2 separate regions of the Homo sapiens genome follow, and region 2 is linked to region 1. The links are chromatin loops, found by intact Hi-C in ENCODE. Cell type or tissue: sigmoid colon. All regions are shown on one strand. Links, peaks and the distances in the headings refer to the core of each region. The heading gives the core; the rest is flanking DNA. Region 1 overlaps ATP11A (ATPase phospholipid transporting 11A). Region 2 overlaps ATP11A (ATPase phospholipid transporting 11A).

What was found. Hi-C counts contacts between places; a loop is a spot of excess contacts. Peaks named below come from ENCODE experiments on the same cell type or tissue, not always from the same donor. Only the 100,000 strongest peaks of a DNase experiment are listed, where the experiment ranks them.
Region 2: a loop joins it to region 1, with 1.9 times the contacts of the local background. A loop is called at or near these places in 1 of 110 quality-filtered maps.

The regions. Positions count from the first base shown.
Region 1 is chr13:112,707,105-112,715,428 of GRCh38, reverse strand. All of the region lies in intron 1 of ATP11A (ATPase phospholipid transporting 11A), which reads right to left. Among named protein-coding and RNA genes, the nearest start is that of ATP11A, 21 kb to the right of the region's middle. RefSeq lists an enhancer at 787-1,616. In sigmoid colon, for the core only: no CTCF peak of the experiment used is centred there; DNase peaks (open chromatin) are centred at 2,648, 3,478 and 4,358; H3K4me3 peaks cover 761 bases; H3K27ac peaks cover 1,313 bases.
Region 2 is chr13:112,841,365-112,849,688 of GRCh38, reverse strand. It overlaps ATP11A (ATPase phospholipid transporting 11A), which reads right to left. Exons shown (of 30, transcript NM_015205.3): 17 at 7,310-7,413. Among named protein-coding and RNA genes, the nearest start is that of ATP11A-AS1, 91 kb to the right of the region's middle. In sigmoid colon, for the core only: no CTCF peak of the experiment used is centred there; no DNase peak of the experiment used is centred there; H3K4me3 peaks cover 737 bases.

The DNA.
Region 1 (8,324 bases), core at 41-8,040:
GGTGGGCCAGGTGTGGGGAGGTGGGCCAGGTGTGGGGGGATCGGCCAGGTGTGGGGAGGTGGGCCAGGTGTAGGGGATTGGCCAGGTACCGGGGATGGGCCAGGACACTACAAAGCCAAGAGTGCACATGTCACCCCAGGTTGGTGCCTCTCTGTAGAAGCAGGCAGGTGACAACACAGTCTTCTGCAATCGAGTTTGGGGCACCTGAGGGGGCTAGTCCTTTTGAGAAGCTTTCGGTCAGGAAAAGCTGCCGCAGGAAACAACCCAAGTGTCCTTCAACAGGTGAATGTGTGAGCAAAACGTGGTATATCCATGCAAAGGAACGGCGGAGTCATACAGGCTACAACACAGGGACCCTTGTGGACTTTGTGCTGAGTGAAATGAGCTGGTCACAAAAGGACAAATCCTGTGTGAGTCACTCATTTGAGCTGACAAATACCTAGAGACAGAAAGTTGAATGGGGCTGCCAGGGTCTACGGGAAGGGGGAAGGAGGAGAGAATTTAAGCGGGACGGAGTTTCAGTTTGGGAAGAAGCGGAAGTTCTGCGGGGGGGCAGTGGTGATGGTGACACAAGGTGAACGTGCTAAAGCACTGAACTGTGCACATAAATCTAGACAAGATGTTGCATGTTTGTTATGTGTGTTTTCCCATGATCTTAAAAGCCTGATCCACAGTGGCCTCACTGACCTGCCAGAAGCCGAGGTGGCAAGGGGCTCTCGGTGCTCTCAGCACCCCACCCGCTCCAGCCCAAGGTCGAGAAGCTTCACCTTCACATTCTCTTGCGTCTCCATAACAGTCTCATCACGCAGAACGCGTATTCCATCACAGACACACAAAGAAGGCAGCAGAGGGGGCTGGAGCCAGAAGCCAGACGGGCCTCCAGGTCAGGAGTGGAGACGCCACCTCTCCTCAGCCCTGGGGAGGCCCAGAGCTGGGCAGGGTTCGGGGAGTGAGGAGGGAGAAAGGGAAGGGGAAGGGCTGTCCTTCAGGTCTCCTCCACACCGCTCCCTGACGAGCCAGCCACACACATAGGAAAGTCACCGTAAACATTTCCCTGCAGAGACGTGGGTTCCCACAGTGGGGTCCTGTGGCTGCAGCGGAACACCCCAGACCAGGAGATGGAGAACACAGCTGGAGCGGCAGCGGGAGGTGCTAATCGGGGAAGGAAAATCGGTGCTAATTGGGAAGGAAAAGAGAAAACAAGGGGAAAGAGAGCGGGTGCAAGACAGCTGGGAGGAGTGGAATTCCAGTAGACGTGGGGCCAGGAAAGGAAGCCGGGTGGGAGGAGTGGAAGGGAGTTGTGGGATCAGGGGTGCGGGGAGTGGAAGGGAGGCTGGGACCAGGGGTCGGGGGAGTGGAAGGGAGGCGTGGGATCAGGGGTCGGGGGAGTGAAAGGGAGGTGTGGGATCAGGGGTGGGGGGGAGTGGAAGGGAGACTGGGGCCAGGAATGGAAGCTGGGTGGGAAGGGAGGCGTGGGATCTGGGGTGGGAAGAATGGAAGGGAGGCTGGGATCAGGGGTGGGAGGAGTGGAAGGGAGGCTGGGGCCAGGAATGGAAGCTACACCCTCTGAACTGCTACTCCCCATCCTAAATAGGTTGCCTGCCTGCGTCCTGACAGCATCCTCGGCCTTTTTCCCCTCAACTGGACACATGCAAACCGATGTCTGGTTTCATTTTATCCTTATCAACAGTTAGCTGTCTGTCATCAGAAGATTAAACGGCCAGAATGTGATCTTCCCGCAAATTAAACCGCGAGTGAAATGTCCACTCTGCCTGAAACAAATGGAGTCTCAGAAGCTGTGGCATTAAACAAGAATCAGACACCTACTGAGACCTCTTTCACAGGCGGCTATGATGGCACTTTAACAAATACTACAAAACTATCTGTCACTTATGCAGTGCACAATTTTTTTATTTATACTTGTTTAATAACATGAATTCTTACATGCATGAGAACCATTACACTTTGAAGTCACTTCGTTTCATGATTATTCATGCCACTTTGTGAACTCCATGTTTTTATTTATTTTTTTTAGAGACGGAGTCTTGCTCTGTCACCCAGGCTAAAGTGCAATGGCATGATCTTGGCTCACTGCAACCTCCGCCTCCCAGGTTCAAGCAATTCTCCTGTCTCAGCCTCCTGAGTAGCTGGGATTACAGGCGCCCACCACCATGCCCAGCAAATTTTTGTATTTTTAGTAGAGACGGGGTTTCACCATGTTGGCCAGGCCGGTCTCAAACTCCTGACCTTGTGATCCGCCTGCCTCAGCCTCCCAAAGTGCTGGGATTCCAGGTGTGAGCCACCGTGCCCAGCCCTCCATGTTTTAGAATACTCTGAGAATGCTAAAATGGATGGATGTGTAGCTGCTGTCATAAGTCTACTGAAATACAGTCGAGCGTGCTCTAAATTTCCAAGCCTCTGCTCACATTAACCAGATACGTCTCTTTCAAACATTCAAACAAATACTCTAGGTCTCCTCAGACACTGAGTTCCAGCATGGCTGCTATAAAAAGAAAGCCCTCACCTCCGAGGTGTTACCACTTTCATACGCTTTGTGTTCAGCAAACACCAGAGACACAACCTCCCCTGGCCTGCACTGAACCCCGAGTCCCAAAAGACAGGGGATGACAAACACCCTCTTTATTTTTTCCAGTGGACATAAGAAAAGGCAGAGGTGGCACCCTGGCTGGAACTGGCCCTCACCTCACCGACTGTGGTCCGGCCATAGAGCCACACCTTGGAAACAGGTTTCCAGTCTCTGTGGGGCACTGACGCCGGTCCAGTGAGAGGGGCTCTGCGCAGGGAGTCGAGGGGCTGTGGACGCTAGCTGACCAGCCGGGACCATCACCCACAGTAGAGAGAAAAGCCTGTCCTTCGGGCCTGTCTCAGAGGCCTAGACAAGGACAGGACGGGGTTGCTGTCCCTCACCTCACGATCCCCCACCCCCAGACCCTCACTATCAGCCACACTGTGGGGCCCAGTGAGCTTGGATAAAGGCTGGTGTGGCACAATGAAGACATCCAGGTAGGGCTTTGAGGGCCATTTAAATGACACCACCTAGCTCCAAGGCTGCTGGAGAAAACCAGCCCTGACTCCCTTAGCCCCAGCAAATTCTAACCATGGAGGGAGCGTTTTGTATGCGGGGCTGGGTGCATAATTAAGCTGCTCTTCCCCCGTGGGCACCACCACATTGTTTACTCCTGGGGAACTACCGGCCACATTTCACCGTGAAGCAAAATGCATCTGTGCTATTTTCAAGCAGCATAGCGTGTGTCACTCAGGGTGGGGAGGGAGAACGGGGAAAACACGTGGGAGCCAACATGCGAAGGAGGCACCTGGCAGCTTCTGCTTTGTTTTTTAAACTCATCGACAAAAGGTCCTGCCCCTGACACTGCAGCCAGCTGTTCTCACTCTGGGTTCAGCACGTTGCTACCCAGACAACAGGGCTGGGAGAAGGAGCCTCAGATTCCTAGGAATGTTAATTAACTAAGGCCTCTCCCCTCCACCCGCTCCTTATCTATGTGCTCCAGAAAGTGAGTCATCCAGGCTCCTGGGCTGTATTCAGAAGGCAGAGAGGCTGGGAGAGGGCGTGGAGCCTTGCTCCCCTACGTTCACAGCAATCCAAGAGCTGCCTCTTACTCCACACATCCGGGCTGTTTCCCAGTCCCGGGAACACTAGCAATTCAAGCCTGGAATTCTGAACAGCCAGGACTTCCAGAGGCTTAAAAAATGGAAGCAAAACAGAGTCTTGCCCGGTCCAAAGCCCTGACCCCTGGCTCAACGCACGGTGCCCGCTGACGGGATGTCCCTGCAGTGCCCCTCCCAGTCCAGAGCCCTGACCTGACTCCTGACCCCTGGTGGATGCGGTGCCTGTTTACGGTGACGTCCCTGGGCTGCTTTTTTTTTTTTCTCATCAGGTGGATTTAAAATTGGATCTCAGGTTCCTCCCCTTTGAGTTTTAACTTTTATTTTATTTACGTATGTATCAGAGACAGGGTCTTGCTATGTTGCCCAGGTTGGCTTCGAACTCCTGGGCTCAGGGGATCTGATCCTCCCACCTCGGCCTCTCAAGTAGATGGGACCACAGGTGTGCATCACCACACCTGGCCCAGCTTTTAGTTTTAACAAGTAATTTGGGACAATTTTCCTGCTGAATACTTCAAGCCACTTTTTTAAGCGACAAAATTTTAGAGCGAATACTACCTTCTAAATTTCAGCATTTTTTTTTAAATGGCTCTGGCTCAGGAAGCATGATGAAAAGTCGGAAGAGCCGCACGCGGCCCAGCTGCCTCGTGGTAAAGTGTCAGCACGCAGGACGGGTCCCCTGGGATCCTGCCTCCTTCCCCCAAATACGAACATGCCAGCCCTCCAACCCTGATTTCAGCAGCCTCTGGTGACCTCTGACCCCGGCACTTTGAGAACCGAGTCCCTGCTTCAAACAGCGGTGGGTGGGTGGGTGGGTGGCTCCGGGTGGTTGGCAGGGGCCCTGCCCTCCGCTCTGAAGCCTCCCGCACTGTGACTAGTGCCCCCTCACATGACGCGGGGCTGGGAGAGCCCCAGGGAGCCGAACCTTCTCTCCCTGCAGGGATGATAGTGACGGCAGGTGAAGACCAACCAGAGCTGTGACTTGTCTGCCCTGTTATGATTTTTAAAATGATTTTCATTACTATCAGCATTTGCCAAAGACTGGAACTGGTCTTCCCCTCACTGTCCACACTCACCACCTGTGAACGCCCTCCCCATGAGACAGCTCTGCCGGGAGTGTTACAACCCCTCCCTGGAACCAGAGAGCAGCCCAGGCCCAGGAAAACCCAGCAGCTCAGCCCTGCGGGGCCTGCTTGGCCACCACAGAGGCCTCCGCCGCCTCCTGGAGCCCTGTCTTCTCCCGCAGGCTCCTTCCTTCCTGTTAACGTTCTAGTCGAGATGGCTCCAAGGGCCCTCATGGGTAGAACTCTTCCAGGGCAGTGGTACAGGAGAAGGGAAAACCTGGGGCGCTTGTTTTCTGGGGAGCGGCCCTGCCCTGCTACAGCCCCATTTGTCACATCCTGTCGGGAAACACTGATTTTTCCAGTCACACACGGTGTGGGCCACTTGCTTAGGGGTGAATTGGGTTTTGAGTTTACATTAGGAGGCATGAGCTGGCTTTGCGAACACGATGCATTCTTTGTGAGAAAGAGCCTTTCCAAAGGGCCCCCAAGGCAGCAGACACAACTTAAACACCACGGCCACACACACGTCTGCAAAGAGGGAGGACCACATGGATGACACTCGTGATTCCCGACTGCAGCCGGCCTCCCCGTGATGCTGAGGGAATGTGGATGCTGAGAGTGGCCGCCTGACACCCGGGTGTCACGCAGTTCCAGGCCCTCACCATGGCTGATGCCCAGCTCCAGGGCAGAGTGCAGGCAGAGGACCTGTGCTGTTGAGACCCTTGCTCTCAGCTGTGGGATGTGGGCAGCATCAGCTCCAACAGGGGCTGGTCAGCAGCAGGGAGCAGCGCGGCCTAACTGGGCTATGCCCTCATGGGCGCAGCTCCTATTTGCAGACAGTTGACAACAAGAGTCAAACTCTGTAAAATATCTGAAGAGATTTATTCTGAGCCAAATATGAGTGGCACAACCCTCAGGATGTCCTGAGAACATGTGTCCAAGGTGGTCGGGCGCAGCTTGGTTTTATACATTTTAGGGAGGCATGAGACTTAAATACATTTAAGAAATACATTGGTTTGGTTCAGAAAGGCGAGACAACTCAAAGCGAGGGGCTTCCAGGCTATAGGTAAATTTAAACATCTTCTGGTTGACAATTGGTTGAGTTTATCTGAAGACCTGGGATGACAGAAAGGAAATGTTCAGGTTAAGATAAAGGATTGTGGAGACCAAGTTTTATTGTGCAGAGGAAGCTCTTAGATAGCGGACTTCAGAGAAGGCAGGTTGTAAATTGCTTTTTATCAGACTTAAAAGGGTGCCTGGATCTTAGTTGATTATTGCCTGGACCTGGAAAGGAAAGAAGGAAAACAAAGGGGGAAGAGGATTCTCTACAGAATGTGGATTTTTCCCACAAGTGACCTTGCAGGGCAATTTCAAGGTATGACAAGGAAATATATTTTGGGGTAAAACATTTTGATTTTCTTCCTTGTTATGCCAGAGTCAGATTGGAAAGTAAGTCATGATATACAGGGTTAAATAAAACCCATCTGATGAGAATTTATGATTTGTAGGGCATGACTCCCCAGACCCCTTAGAAAGGAATTTGGGTAAATTTAAAAAAAAATCAGAGCTTAGTCCTGAAGACACAGCCAGGAGGGGCACAGAGGGCTGGCCAAGAGTCCCACATGGGCCCCTGAGACAGGCTGGCTGGGGACACCCAATTCCCCCTCCCAGACCTGCTTCCGGCACTCCCCTTCCCGCCTGGAACCCTACAGACACATCACACCCATCCCTCCCGGAGTCTACCCTGGAACATGTGCCTGCCCCAGAGGGTCTTCAAGTTAAGACAGGAACCAAATCACTCTCTCTTCCTTGGCCAGGCCCATTAAAAACATAAAATCAGATGCACATGATCCTAGATTCTCTGCACAAACTCCCCCTCCCCCTCCATGAGTTCAAAACACAGGCGGGAGAGCCACTCGTTGGAAGACGACCAAAGCTACAGGCTTGTCGGGCAGGGGTGGGACCAACTCACAGGGCCACACGCAGCCCACGTGGGGCCCACAGTGAGAGGCCACATCTGAGTGACAGCCAGGGAAGCCGAGAAACTGTCCATCAGACTCAGTCGCTCTGAGGTTTGCAAGGGTGACATGTTGATAGAAATCAATATCAACCCATTTTTTAATGAACTAAAATTGTGAGTGAGGGTGCTAAGGAAAAGCCATTAATACTCCTTTTACGTTTTACTTTTCTGTCAACTGCGAAGATTACCTGACAAATAGGGTTTCTAGTCAATTTCATGCTATACTTGCGGTTTTTAAATGAGTCTAACGATGTAAAATATATAATTACTCCATTTTACAATTAAGTTTCTTACTAATAATAAGGGGACTTAGGTTGGTACAAAGGTAATTACGGTTTCGGACCGTGAATTTTAAATCATTATAACTAGGCTCAAACACATCTTTATTAACCAAAATAGTAACCATTACAATCAACACATTTTTGCCAACGAGAAATAAGTTTGTTTATTCCTGTAGCATAAAAATCAGGCTTTGGGATTCGACAAACTCTTGGAAAGCATTTTCTGCATCCTGCTGGTTGTGGAAGCGTTTTCCCTGTAAAAGTTGTCGAGATGCTTGAAGTGGTAGCTGGTTGGTGAGAGGTCAGGTGAATATGGCGGATGAGGCAAAACTTCGCAGCCCAATTTTTCCACTTTTGAAGTGTTGGTTGCGTGACGTGCGGTTGGGCTTTGTCATGGAGAAGAATTGGGCCCTTCCTGTTGACCAATGCCGGCTGCAGGCGTTGTAGTTTTCAAAGCGTCTCATGGATTTGCTGAGCATACTTCTCAAGATGTAATGGTTTTGTGGAGATTCAGAAAGTTGTGGTGGATCAGACCGGCACAGGCCACCAGACAGTGACCAGGACCTTTTTTTGGTGCAAGTTTGGCTTTGGGAAGTGCTTTGGAGCTTCTCGGTCCAACCACTGAGCCGGTTGTCACTGGTTGTCATATAAGATCCACTTTTCGGCGCACGTTACAATCTGATCGAGAAATGGTTTGTTTTTGTTGTGTAGAATAAGAGAAGATGACACTTCAAAATCACAATTTTTTTGATTCTCGCTCAGCTCATGAGGCACCCACTTACCGAGCTTTTTCACCTTTTTAATTTGCGTCAAATGCCGGTCGACTGTGGAATGGCTACATTGAGTTCTTCAGCAGCTTCTCGTGTAGTTTTAAGAGGATCGGCTTCAATGACTGCTCTCAGTTGGTCGTTGTCAACTTCCAAAGGCTGGCCACTACGCTCCTCACCTTCAAGGCCCTCGTCTCCTCTGCAAAACTTCTTCTTCTTTTTTTTTTTTTTTTTTTGAGACAGAATTTCACTCTTATTGCCCAGGCTGGAGTGCAATGGTGTGATCTTAGCTCACTGCAACCTCTGTCTCCTGGGTTCAAGCAAGTCTCCTGCCTCAGCCTCCTGAGTAGGTGGGATTACAGGCGTGTGCCACCACACAGGGCTAATTATGTATTTTTGGTAGAGACAAGGTTTCACCATGTTGGCCAGGCTGGTCTCAAACGCCTGACCTCAGGTGATCCATCTGCCTCGGCCTCCCAAAGTGCTGGGATTACAGGTGTGAGCCACCACGCCCAGCCTGTAAAACTTCTTGACCCAGCACTGCACT
Region 2 (8,324 bases), core at 122-8,121, 130 kb before region 1:
ATAAATAAGTGGTTGAAATTAGATCTTTTGTGCACCTGTTGATCAAGTTACAGATTGGAGACATAAATGCGAATTGCAGAATGAATTCTCTGACTTTTCCTAAGAGGCAATAAAACATACAAGATATATAGCTTCAGTCTGAAACCAGAAAAATTACATAACAAGAAAATGGTTTTACAGGATAATAACCCAAAATGGTCCCAGAACTTAGGTTGCTGTGAGTGATAAGCAGAAGCTTTTGGAAATAAATATGTCGCTGCTTTTAAAAGTCAATCAGGGACTTTCTCTTGTGGTAACACAGAACAGAAATACTTTTCTCTATTCCTCCTGCTAAGTACTACGAAAACCCTGGACACAGCACATAAAACAAAGCCAGACAAATACCCTACAAGAAAACTGTAGAACAATATCCCTTAGAAATATAGATGCAAATATGCTCAACAAAATACTAGCAAACTGAATCCAATGGCACATAGAGGATCATACACCACGACCAAGTGGGGTTTATTCCAGGAATGCAAAAGTGAGTCAACATATGAAAGTCAATGCAATACATGACATAAATCCCACATGATCATCTCAACTGATGCAGAAAAGGCATCTGAAAAAAAACCAGCACCTTTTGGTGATAAAACCACTTAATAAACTGGGGAGAGAAGAAACCTCCTCAACGTGGTAAAAACCACTTAAGTGAAAAAACCAGCAAGGCATGATGGCTCACGCCTGTAATCCCAGCACTTTGGGAGGCTGAGGTGGGCAGATCACCTGAGGTCAGGAATTCAAGACCAGACTGGCCAACGTGGTGAAACCCCATCTCTACTAAAAATACAAAAATTAGCCAGGCGTGGTGGTGCATGCCTATAATCCCAGTTACTCGGGAGGCTGAGGCAAGAGAATGGCTTGAACCCAGGAGGCAGAGGTTGCAGTGAGCCGAGATCGTGCCATTGCACTCCAGCCTGGGCGACAAGAGCAAAACTCTGTCTCAAAAAAAAGAAAAGAAAAACCTACAGCTAACATCACCCTCCATGGTGAAGGACTGAAAGCTTTTCCGTAGGATCAGGAACAAGACAGGGATGCCTGCTTTTGCCACTTCTATTCAACAGAGTATTAGATGCTCTAAGTGAGAGGATTAGGCTATAAAGAGAAAAAGAAAGTTTCCACATTAGAAAGGATGCCTTTCTAAGGCCTATTTGCAGATGACATGATCCTATATCCAGAAGACCATGAAGAATGTGCTCCCCACTAACTGAATTCAGCAAAGACACAGGGTACAAAGTCAACACACGAAAACTAGTGGCATTTCTATACACTACCAATGAACAATATGAAAAGGAAATTAAAAAAAAATTCCACTTCAGTAGCATCAACAAAAGTAAAATACTTATGAATAAATTTAACCAAGGAGGTAAAAGACTCAAGGCTGAAAAATACCAAAGTTTGCTGAAAGAAATTATAAAATACCTAAATAAATGGAAAGATATCCCATGTTCATGGATTGTTAAGATGACAACACTACCCAAAGTGATCTACTGATTAAATGAAATCCTATCAACATCCCAATGGCTCTTCCCTCCCGCCCTTCCTCCGTTTCTTTTTTTGAGACAGGGTCTTACTCAGTTGCCCGTGGAAACATGCAGTGGTGCCATCACGGCTCACTACTGCTTTAAACTTCTGTGCTCAAGCGACCCTTCCATCTCATCCTGCCTAGTAGCTAGGACCACAGATGTGTGCCTCCACCCCTGGCTGATTTTCCTTTTGTATGTTTTGTAGAGGCAGGGTCTTGCTATGTTTCCCAGGCTGGTCTCAAACTTCTGGCCTCAAGTGATCCTTATGCCTCAGCCTCCCAAAGTGCTGGAATTACAAGTATGAGCCACCGTACCTGGCCCCCAGTGGCATTTTCTGCACAAATGAAAAAGCCCATCCTAAAATTCCTATTAAATCTCAAGAGGTTCAGAATAGCCAAACCATTTTATAACAGAAGAACAAAGTTGAAAGACTCACATATCCTGGTTTCAAAGCCTGCTAGAAACTGACAGTAATCAAAACAGCGGGAACTGGGATAAAGACAGACATAGAGAAAATGGGATGGAACAGAGAGCCCAGAAATAAACCTCCAGGTACCGTAATCAAATGCTTTTCAGCAAGAGTGTCAGTATCACTCAGTGGGAGAGGAGAGTCTTCACCAAATGGTGCTGGGAAAACTGGATAACTGCATGCAGGGAAATAAAGTAGGACCCTCACTTTATGAAAGATGCAAAAATTAGCCAAACATGGATTACACTCCTACATTTAAGAGCTAAAACTAGAAAACTTATAGAAAAAAACACAGTGGTGGCAAATCTTCATCATCTTGGATTTCATAGCAGTTTCTTCGATATGACAGCAAGCACAGCCAGCGAAAGGAGAAATTAACTGGACTCGAAGGACACACAGGCCCCTCTGGACTGTCTTTCTACTTATTTTAACTTCTCCTAAATCTGTAATTATTTCAAAATAAAATGCTGCCAACCGAGGGGGCCCTGCAAGTGCCCAGCTCACTACCCGGAGAGCTTCCAGGCCGAGGCTCGGGCAGGGGAACGTAGCCGGAGCCAGTGAATTCCCTGAGTTATGGGGCAGACCTGGGTGTCAAGGGAACAAGCACCAGAGTTCCTAGGATGGAGTGGATGCCAGAGGCTGTGGACGGCCCCTCAAGCACCTGCAACTGTGAGGAAGCTCCTGGAGGCCAGCAACAAGCCATTAGGAGGAGGGTGGGACAGCCTGCTGCCAGGAGGCATGGCCACTCACCAGGCACAGCGCTCAGGGCCTGGCAGTCTGGGGAGCACCACCCGGGGCAGGCACTGCTGTGGGTCTGCTGGACATCACGAAGGCATGGCCTGAAAGGAACAGACTGTTCCCAGGAACTCAGCCACACCCCAGAACAAGATTTAAGATCTCCAGGAGGACCACGATACCCAGCATCCAACAAAGCCCACAGGCAGGCATCCGGCCACAGGCCACCATCACGCAGGGGCACCGTCCCTGCCCCAAACGAGGGGACTGTGCAACACTGTGGCTGGTCCAGAGCTGGCAGCAGGGGTGCAGTTAGCGAGGAGGATTTAAACAGTCACTGCCACCGTTATCACACACGTCCCATCCGTTAGCGAGGAGGATTTAAACAGTCACCGCAATCGTTATCACACACGCCCCATGTTAAGTAGGGGCATGAGGATACAAAACCACGCTGGCGGAATTTCTAGACATGAAAACTCCGATGTTTGAGGAGAGGGGTGTCCTGCGTGGGGTGCTGACAGGTTAGACGCTGCACGGGAAAAACTCGTGACATGGCAACAGAAACCGTCTCTAAAGAAACGTGGAAAACCTTAAAGGGAAAAGCCTTTGTAAGCGGTGAGACAACATCCGGCAGTTGAGTACATGGGTCCTGGAACTGCTGAAAGGGAGCAAGGAAGAAAAATATCTGTAGAATAATTGCTGAAAAATGTTAAACTTGATGAAACGCCGCAGATCCGAGATGCTCAACACGGCTGAGCAAAGAAACACAGCATCACTCCACCAAGGCATCCCATCACGAAACACCTCAAAAGCAGCCAGAAAAGGGAAGCTGTGGAAAGAGAAATGAAGACGCTCTGACAGGAGGGTCCCCAGGAGAAAAGGACACATCGGCTCAGCCCCAGACACGCACAGCAGGCGGCCCGCAGCAGCTGCTTCCAAAACAGCCCCAACTGGAAACAACCCAATGTCTGCCAACAGGCGGAAGAATCAAGAAACTGGTCCATCCGTAGAAAGAACTAGCACTGCGAGTGCCCGGCAAATGAACGAGTGCTGCTAGTGCCGGCAACTGGACTGGTTAGTACTGCTAGTGCCGGCAACTGGACTGGTTAGTATCACTAGTGCCTGGAAACTGGACTGGTTAGTACCGCTAGTGCCGGCAACTGGACTGGTTAGTACCGCTAGTGCCTGGTAACTGGACTGGTTAGTACCGCTAGTGCCAGCAACTGGACTGGTTAGTACCGCTAGTGCCTGGTAACTGGACTGAATAGTACCGCTAGTGCTGGCAACTGGACTGGTTAGTACCGCTAGTGCCTGGTAACTGGACTGGTTAGAACCACTAGTGCCTGGCAACTGGACTGGTTAGTACCGCTAGTGCCAGCAACTGGACTGGTTAGTACCGCTAGTGCCGGCAACTGGACTGGTTAGAACCACTAGTGCCTGGCAACTGGACTGAATAGTACCGCTAGTGCTGGCAACTGGACTGGTTAGAACCACTAGTGCCTGGCAACTGGACTGAATAGTACCGCTAGTGCTGGCAACTGGACTGAATAGTACCGCTAGTGCTGGCAACTGGACTGGTTAGTACCGATAGTGCCGGCAACTGGACTGGTTAGAACCACTAGTGCCTGGCAACTGGACTGAATAGTACCGCTAGTGCTGGCAACTGGATTGGTTAGTACTGCTAGTGCCCGGCAACTGGACTGGTTAGTATCACTAGTGCCTGGAAACTGGACTGGTTAGTACTGCTAGCGCCTGGCAACTGGACTGGTTAGTACTGCTACTGCCCGGCACTTGGACTAGTACTAGTACCGCTAGTGGCTGGCAACTGGACTGGTCTGTACCACCAGTGCCCAGTAACTGGACTGGTTAGTATGGCTAGTGCCCGGTAACTGGACTAGTACTGCTAGCGGCTGGCAACTGGACTGATTAGTACCACTGATACCTGGCACTTGGACTAGTACTGCTAGTGCCCGGCAACTGGACTGGTTAGTATGGCTAGTGCCCAGTAACTGGACTAGTACCGCTAGCAGTCGGCAACTGGACTGATTAGTACTGTTAGTGCCCGGCAACTGGACTGGTTAGTACCACTAACACCCGGCAACTGGACTGGTTAGTACCACTAACACCCGGCAACTGGACTGGTTAGTACTGCTAGTGCCCGGCACTTGGACTAGTACCGCTAGAGGTACTTGGACTAGCGGCCGCTGAACTAGTACCGCTAGTGCTCGGCAACTGAACGAGTGCTGCTGTTCCTCACGACAGAAATGAACGGGCCCACACGGCCGAGTCTCAGCAGTTATGGGAGTGAAAGACGCCGGATACAACAGCCGCCTTTTGTGATTCTGCTGATAGGAAGCTCCAGAAGGTGGGCACGAATCTGCAGTGACGGCGAGTGGAGCGGTGGTCTCCAGCGAGTGGGAGTTGGCAGGGATGGGAGTATGAGGGCGCGAGACAGTCTCTAGGGTGAGGGATGCGTCCCCTTCCCAGCAGGCAAAGCCTCCACCTGTGTGTTCGTGTGTCAATGCCCTTGCTGCTCTCGCATTTTAAATATGTATAGATCAATGTATGGCAATTACATCTCAAGAAGACTTTCTGAAACAAGCAGCAAGTGGACTTTACAATCATCACAATTCACATAATCCATGCGCCTACTCTCCTGGGCAGCAGCAGTGGGGATCCAGCAGGTGGAAGATATTTGGTACTCAGGCCATGAAGACCCTCCATGGAGGACCAGTCACCTGTGACCTGTAGCCATCGTGTGCTCAGCATGGCACGGCGACCACGTCACAGCAAAGCACAGCCTCGCGCTATTGGAAAGCGAGCTGCAGATGGAGCTGCCCCCTCAGGAGCCCCCACACGCCCCTGTACTGAGGCTCATTGTGTGTCGAAGCGCAGGACGCTTGTGCTGCTCAGAGGAACCCGCTCGGCTCCCACCCTGCAGCTCTGTGGCTGGTGGAAGTCAGTGATGTATTTTCCAGATCCCTCACAGAGAAGTTCAACAATCTTTAACCTGCTGCTGATTTATGGATTCCTGTTGGCTCCAACGCAGCTACTTTGTAGTGCCAGGAGCTGTTTTAATAGCAACGTAAAGATGATGATCCGCACGTCGACAGCATTCCACGAAGTTCACAGGCTCTGGCTGCTGCACGCACGGGCTCGCGAGCGAAAGGGCTCCTGTCCATCGGCAGGAATTCTTAATGCTCTGACATCTACAGTAATCAAGTGTTGCGACTGACAGCGAGGACAAACATTGCTTTACATTTAAATGGTCAGTGAAGGGAGCGCTGAGTACCACGACCTCTAGTCCAAGGTTCTCTCGGTTCAGCCTTCCTTGGTGCAGAGCCAGCCTTGGAAGTCTTGTTTTCCAGTGCGTAGCCACTCTGGCCAGCGTCATTTTGGACCTCTGGGAGGAGAGCCTGTCAGTTACTGTTTCTTTTTCATGAAAAGATGATAAGGTCGGTGTGAGAGGAGGTGCTGCCCTGGGCTGGAGTGAGGGAGAAGACCCCAGGGTGGTGTCGGGAGAAGGGTGCAGACACCGTGGGACAAAGCAGCCACGTGGGGAGCAGAGGGAGCGCGTCCACCCAGCCACGCATCACCCAACGTTAGGGCATCTGATGGGAGGGAACGCGCCCACCCGGCCATGCGTCACCCAGCTTTAGGACGTCTGACAGGAGGGAGTGCGTCCACCCCAGCCACGCACAGTGTAGCTTTAGGGCATCTCACAGGAGGGAGCATGTGCACTCAGCCGTGCGTCACTCGGCGTTAGGACATCTGACGGGAGAGAGCACGTCCACCCAACCATGCGTCGCTCGGCGTTAGGACCTCTCACAGGAGGGAGCATGTCCACCCAGCCACGCATCACCCGGAGTTAAGGTGTCTGACAGGAGGGAGCGTGTCCACCCCAGCCACGTGTTGCCCGGCTTTAGCGCGTCTGACGGGGAGGGGAGGCCCTGCTGTGAGAGACACTCAGGCCGGCCCCCTACCGCAGCAGCCCCAAAGACAGAAAGCCGGACCCACGGAGTGGGAGGCTCAGGTGTGCGGGCTGCTGGGCGGTGCTATACAACAAGTGGTGGAAAGAAACCTTATCATACAAGCTTAAGACCCAGATGGGGAAAGAAACCCAAACAGGTGATGTCACAACAGAAAACGAAAGTGCTGATTTGTTTTGAAGCAAATCACTAGAAACGTCAACACAAAGACTTTTTGCTCCAATACAATAACCACAAACGTGCTAATTCTGACTCCCCAAAACATCAATCAACCAACCTGGCACCCACCCGAAAATAAAACCCTGTGCAAGGCTGGGGAGGAGATGGCCTGTGCCTGGCTGGACAGCCTGTGCCTGGCTGGGTATCGGAGGCCCCCTGGGGTCGGTGCCGGCTGAGGCTGCCTGTCTGTCTGCCTCTGGCCCAGCTGATTTCTAAACATTCCCCAAGGAATACAATACGCCATTCCCAGCCAGGAACTTGTGGAACATGGAATTCCTTCCTGACAGCAGGGGAGCTGACCGCCACGAGGCCCTCCCCAGCCCGGCTCTCACCACTGCGTTACGCTCCACTCTGGCTCGGATCTGGTCAACTTTGCCTTCTATCACTCGGGGGAATATCGAAGAATCTGCTCCTTTGCAAAACAGATAAATTTCTCCTACAAAATGAGAAAAATGAGGAGTTTAATCACAATATGGGGAAGACTAGATTATTTTTTAAAATTATGCCATTATTAAAAAACAAAAAACAGGGATAGCAGTGTGGAAAGCTTTTTAAAGATTTTAATGGACCAGTTAACACGCTACAGTCAGGAAAAAATAAACCCACAGATAACCTCCAAAGCCTCGTTTTATTCCTACACCCTAGAAATTCCACAGGAGAGGCAGGAACGAGGAAAAGAACTTGGCTCCGGGACTCTGTTTTTTCTCTGGGAAAGACACGAAAGGGGACAAAATGCCCTCGGGACGGGCGTTGGGGTGACCCAAAGGGGGTCCTGGTTTCTGAAATGCTGGAAGGTGAACACAAATCCCCTTCGGAGAGTCATCTGTCCTCATGCAGAGCAAGGCAGCCGGGCCACCTCTGAACTTGGAAGAGTCAGGGGAAACGTTTGCGTCATTTTTTCCCACACGTCCAGTAACACTGTGATCGCTGTGGACATACTTGTGCTGTGAACGTGGGCTTCTCAGGCCTCAGATAAAGCGAGTTTCTCTTCCAGGCACTGCAGCATACAGCAAAGGCCACGACAGTTCTGCTGTGATGTCACCTGCTCCTGACACACAGAGCCCCCTCTGCACCTGAAGCATCCCTGGACGGCGAAGCCACGTGGCACTCTGCCAGGTGGCTAGTTTGTGCCTGGGCGCAGGTGCTCCCGACACACAGAGCCCCCTCTGCACCTGAAGTATCCCTGGTCCACCAAGCCACGTGGCACTCTGCCAGGCGGCTGGTTTGTGCCTGGGCGCAGGTGCTCCCGACACACAGAGCCCCCTCTGCACCTGAAGCATCCCTGGACGGCGAAGCCACGTGGCACTCTGCCAGGCGGCTGGTTTGTGCCTGGGCGCAGGTGCTCCC